2 separate regions of the Homo sapiens genome follow, and region 1 is linked to region 2. A link is a loop called in an ENCODE intact Hi-C map of the cell type or tissue named here. Cell type or tissue: PC-9. All regions are shown on one strand. Each heading gives the region's core, and the rest is flanking DNA. Links, peaks and the distances in the headings are about the cores only.

Evidence for each region. A loop is a pair of places that touch in the nucleus more often than their neighbours do. Peaks named below come from ENCODE experiments on the same cell type or tissue, not always from the same donor. Only the 100,000 strongest peaks of a DNase experiment are listed, where the experiment ranks them.
Region 1: a loop joins it to region 2, with 6 times the contacts of the local background. A loop is called at or near these places in 2 of 110 quality-filtered maps.

Annotation. Positions count from the first base shown.
Region 1 is chr13:33,013,108-33,015,923 of GRCh38, reverse strand. LOC124903151 (translation initiation factor IF-2-like) reads left to right here. Exons shown (of 2, transcript XM_047430819.1): 1 at 1-88; 2 at 2,289-2,816. The coding sequence ends at 2,479. Among named protein-coding and RNA genes, the nearest start is that of KL, 1.9 kb to the left of the region's middle. In PC-9, for the core only: no CTCF peak of the experiment used is centred there; a DNase peak (open chromatin) is centred at 1,423.
Region 2 is chr13:33,131,382-33,134,197 of GRCh38, reverse strand. The region is part of intron 4 of STARD13 (StAR related lipid transfer domain containing 13); the gene reads left to right. Among named protein-coding and RNA genes, the nearest start is that of KL, 120 kb to the right of the region's middle. In PC-9, for the core only: no CTCF peak of the experiment used is centred there; no DNase peak of the experiment used is centred there.

The sequences.
Region 1 (2,816 bases), core at 231-2,730, 120 kb after region 2:
TTAGGGACTGGCCGAAATCCTAGAGGGACTGCCAGGTGGGACAGCCGAGGGGGAACTTCGCCGTGCGCTGAAAGGGATTCCCCCTTAGGTGAGATGCTCGCGGGGAGACGCGCCCACCCGCGCCCCTCTTTCGAGGAAGACAAAGTAGATTTATGGGTTGCGTTGGGACTGGGGTTTTGCTCTCCCTTTTACTGTTACCTTTTAATAATTTCAAACCAGCACTCTATCTTTGATTAGATCTCTCAGAATACCCTGGTGAACTTCAAATCACAGTCGTTGATTGTTCTCCTGAAAAACCAAACACCAAGTTTCCAATTTTGAGTAAATCTCATTCACCTTTATTATCCTTTGGCATCTGTGTTACCTTTCGGCTCTGACTTAGCAGGTAATCTGTGCAAAGTTGTGCGCACAGGTCTGCTGGAGCGGGAGGTCCCTGGGTCGCACATTTGCCATCTGAGCTGTGGAGGGAAAGGGGAGGGAGAATTTAGCCGGAACACCCATTCCCATCCTCTACAATACAATGGAGCCATGACGTTTTTCCTGTTGCCAAAGAGCCCTTTTGACAGAAGTTGCAGAGCCACAGTGTCCATTTGGATGTGGGTAGATAGGATTGTGGCTAACCGAAATACAGTTGGTGGAGACTGAGAAGGTCTAGGCTCCACCTTTGTGATTTGGGGCAGGAAACCTCTGTAAGCCTAAGTTTCCTCCTCTATAAAATAAGGATGTCCTGTCTGCCCTGCCGCCTCAGAGGCTTGTGAAGTCCAGTGAAAAACTGCGCAAAGGTGACTCAAAGACAGAAAGCCCAGACAAGTGAAGGATCTTGCTAATATCCCTACCTCCCTACCCAGTAAGTCGTGCCTTAGTTTCCTCACCCGTACACGTGTGTTGAATGACCAAGATCCTCACAGAGGTGCATCCATTCTCCCCCAGTGATCTATCTTCCCTGCATTATTTAATACAAATTTAAAGGCAATAACATTTTAAATGTTGCAGATGAAGGTGCTTTTATTAATTCCCCTGAAATATAAGCACAAATTTATTCCAGTATTTTATGAAATATTCCCAACTCCAGCCAGCATATATTACCATGATTAGTAAGATTAAGTCTTCAGATTGAAACAGAGTTACTGCCATTCTGTTAAATATAGCATTTACATTTTTTCAATAAATACGAAATAGCAAACCATGACACTTCAGCAATTTTAAAAAATTACAGCACACAACTTCACTGTCACGCTGTCTTCCAGCTAAATTTAAAAAGCTACGTCTACATGGAGTATCACATTTCCCTTCTAGAAGTGAAGATTGGAGTGTCTGTTGGGTTGTAGCTTGTTAAGTTTCAATTAGAAATGCTTCATGGGTCTCATGGAAAATCGCTTAAGCTAAGTATTCATTTATTGATGTATGGTCTGTTTGCTCAGGGCAGATTTTATCTATTGCTATTTTTACTTGACCAGCAGCATTTTTTAAATTTTAAAGCAGTGATTAAAAAGCAAGACCAAGTTAACTAAACGTTTCACATTTGAAATTTGTCTGCCACATAGGCACATGCATCTCAAAGCTTTAAGCATTCCAAGACATGTTCCCAGATGATTGTTCATTTAACCCAGTGATAAAGATTGCATGATGATTAAACTTTATTTCCAGAACTTTCTGTTTATTAAGGTTCTGTTCATGGTTACTAAGTTCTGGGTTCCACAAGTGTGAGACGGAGTCTCACTCTGTCGCCCAGGCTGGAGTGCAGTGGCATGGTCTCTGCTCACTGCAACCTCTGCCTCCCAGGTTCAAGCAATTCTCCTGTCTCAGCCCCCCAGTAGCTGGGATTATAAGGGCACACCACCACACCTGGCTAATTTTTGTATTTTTAGTAGAGACAGGGTTTCACCATGCTGACCAGGCTGGTCTCAAACTCCTGATCTCCTGTGATCCACCCACCTCGGTCTCCTAAAATGCTGGGATTACAGGTGTGAGACACTGTGCCCGGCCTAGTGCTGCTGCTTATTTATTTTGGCTTTATTTTGGTTTTTATTTTTTACAACCACCTTCAAACATCTGAAACTTGGGTTTCAAATGCAAATAAGAGATTAATTACTTGCTGTGCTTTGAACAGGAAGGTGAAGTTATTGATGCATTGAAGAAAAGGACATTGTAAATTTATTTACTGACTTTGATTTTGGTGACAATTTCAACACTGAAAGTTGTCAACAATCTGATCAACTTTTCCTCCATTCTCCACATTCCTTCATCCAGTGCCTTCCCACCTGTTCTCTTTCCTATTGTGTTCCCAGGACGATGGGAGCCTTTTAACACCAATGGAGCAGGAGATGCACTGATTCACATGCACCCAAATACAACACCAACCCCACAAGCTCTCAGCTCACCAGTCACAGACATCACCTTCTACGGACATATTTTTATTTCACTGAGCTACAACTACGGGCAAGGCAACGACGAGCTGTGTGGAGACTTCAAAACATAGAGGACAACCTCTGCCCTCAAAGACAACATCCAACTGAAGAAAGGATCAAGAAAGATGAAAATAAATAAGTTGTTTGATTATGCTGTGTTAATAAATGACCCATAGAATAATTGTCAGAGAAATTCAGAAGAAGAAGAAATTACCCTATTTTGAGTTGTTTGGAAAAGTTTAACAGAGAAAAATATGACAATATCTGGGGTTTAAAGAGTAAAACTCGCACAAAGACCTGGAGGGAAGGAATCAAGAGATGCCAACACTGAAGAAAAAAACATGTTCATAGTGTATTCGTGGTGAAAAGAAAGGGTTTTTGTGCGCAAGGAAGTAATGGACCAAAATG
Region 2 (2,816 bases), core at 231-2,730:
CAAAAGATTGGACCCCGTTGTGTAGCATCTAGCTAGTGAGCCATATTGTCCACAACGTGGGAACCTATTTTCAGTTGTGTTGCTGAAATTCTGATGCTCCATGTCCCTGGTACGTCCATGGTTTCTGAGACAGGAGAATAAAGTTAGTTTGATGTATCCTTTTCTTTATAAACACATCTGACTCCTAGAGATTTCCATTTTACATTTCTAAATAATCACAAACTATTCATTGTTAACCTCAAAAATTATCAAACAGATGAAATCTGATAATCTCTTTTAAACAATCAGTACACTTCCATAAATACCACTGGAGAGTCTGAAATGTGCCTGATGCTCTGCTGGGTCCCAAGTGCGTAAAAAAACCTTAAACTCTACTGCAATGTGTTTTTCATACTGCAGATCATGGCCCCTTGGTAGGTTGTCAAGTGAATTTGGTGGATCACAAACAACATTTAAAAAAATAAAATAGGCTAAACTAGATTAAAAAGTATCAGAATACAAACAAACAAGGATAATTACTTAAGCATAAATTTTTTTTTTTTTTGCTTTAGTATAGTCTGTATGCATGCCCTGAGTTGTGATGGAAAATACATTTTTTGTTGTGTGTCACTATCAAATAGTTTGAAATATCCATCATTAGTGAAAGAAACAGACACAACCATTTCAATACCCTTTGGAACATACCATGATCGTTGTAGGCACAGGGTGCCAAAGAAGACTGGTCGTTTTTTTTCTCTGTTGCATTTTGCTTTCTATTGCTTTGGTTTTTGTTTGTTTGCTTTGGTTCAAACAACCTAAATACTGCAAAATTTCCCTGAGCTGTTTTCCTTTTTTCCCAGGAGTTTGCCACTTTTTCACATGCCTTAGTTGGGCTGTAAATATCTTCCTGTTGGCCAAAGTGAGTATAATAAGCTCTTAGAGACCAGCAGACAGGGCCAGGCTTTCCCTTCCCAGGCCACAGTGCCCAGCTTGGCATGTGTTCTTAACCTAAATAAAGGAGTCCCTATCCAACTAGTATGTGGTGTGCTGGCATCATAACCAGGTTTGAGAGAGGTAGTTGGGGCCAACACTAAATGTTGTAGTTTCTGTTTTAAAATATCTATATTTTCTTTAAAGTCATATCCTTTTTTTTTGTCTTCTCAAAAACTGTCTGCTAAAAGGGCTTTTTCATAGTCCTTATTTAATATCAACTTCTCACTAGCTTCCTAAAATGCAATACAAAAATCCAATAAGTTCAACGTTCAGCCTATCATGGCACCTTGTGTATAAATGACCCTCATATGTCAGTTTTCATTATATCAATCACAGGAAAAGAGGGAGTAGAAAGTACTAGTAGGAAAGTATATTTTGAGTCATCATTCTGGAGTCTTGCCCTTTTTCCACTTGTACAATTACAACTTTCTAAACTCTTTCATCAGAGCTTTATACAACTTTTTTAAAACTCAGACTCATTTTTCACTGTGATCTCAAGCTGTAGGATTCTTTTTTGTTTCTTTTTGTTTCCTTTTTTTAAGAGACAGGGTCTTGATATGTTGCCCAGGCTAGACTCAAACTCCTAGACTCAAAAGACCCTTCCACCTCAGACTCCCAAGTAGCTGAGATTACAGGCGTGAGCCACTGTATTAGTCCATTTTTCACGCTGCTGATAAAGACATACCTGAGACTGGGTTATTTATAAGTAAAAAGAGGTTTAATGGACTCACAGTTTCATGTAAGCAGGCCTCACAATCATGGTGGAAGGCAAAAGGTACATCTTACATGGCGGCAGACAAGAGAGAAAGAGAGCCAAGCAAAAGGGGTTTCCCCTTATAAAACCATCAGCTCTCATGAGACTTATTCACTACCACAAGAACAGTATGGGGGAACCACCCCCACGATTCAATTATCTCCCACCGGGTCCCTCCCATAACACATCAAAACATGGGAATTATGGGAGCTACAATATTCAAGATTAGATTTTGGTGGGAACACAACCAAACCGTATCAGCCACCGCACCTGACTTCTAAGCCATAGAATTCTTTTCTGTACCTTGGCTTTGTACTCGCTTTCACTTTAAACTTGAATGTTCAAGTTTGTCATTTAGTCAAACCTACACGGAAACTAGATTTTGAAGGAATAAACAAGAATAGGAGGATCCCCACAATGATTAACTGTGCATCTGCTTAGGTTTCCTTAAAAACAACACACTGCAAGGTTAAAGGGAGTTAAAGTGGACGCTAGATACATAAAAAGATTAGTAGGCAATTGAACAAACATTGAAAGATACAAATAAGCAAATACCTCTCAGTGAGGGACTGCTGAATGCACTACCTTCTTTATTCTCTTCAGCAAACCTATGAGGCAAGACCCGCTTCAATCTTATAAGTGGCAGAAACTTACTTTAGAGAGGGTAAGTAGACTGTGGACAGTCACCTAGCTCTTAACTGGTATCACTGACACTTGGAACCAGGTCTTAAAACTGAACACCCAGGTAGAGTAAAATAAATTTAATTCAATTCACAAAAAATAAGCAATTATTATGTCCTTGGCATTGGACAGGCTATACATATGAATAAATATGTTTATATGAATAATGAAACAGAGAAACACAGGTCTTGCTCTTTTTTATTTTTTTGAGATAGTGTCTCACTTTGTTGCTGCGGCTGGGGTGCAGTGGTGCCATCACGGCTCACTGTAGCAGGCCCGGCTCTTGATGACTTCACCTGTAACAACTGAGAGTGGAGGCTTTCAAGCAGAAGGCTTCTAAGCTGAAAAAAAAAAATCATATGATTCGATTTGGACTACACTGTGGAAAGCTATTTAGATGGGGAAGATG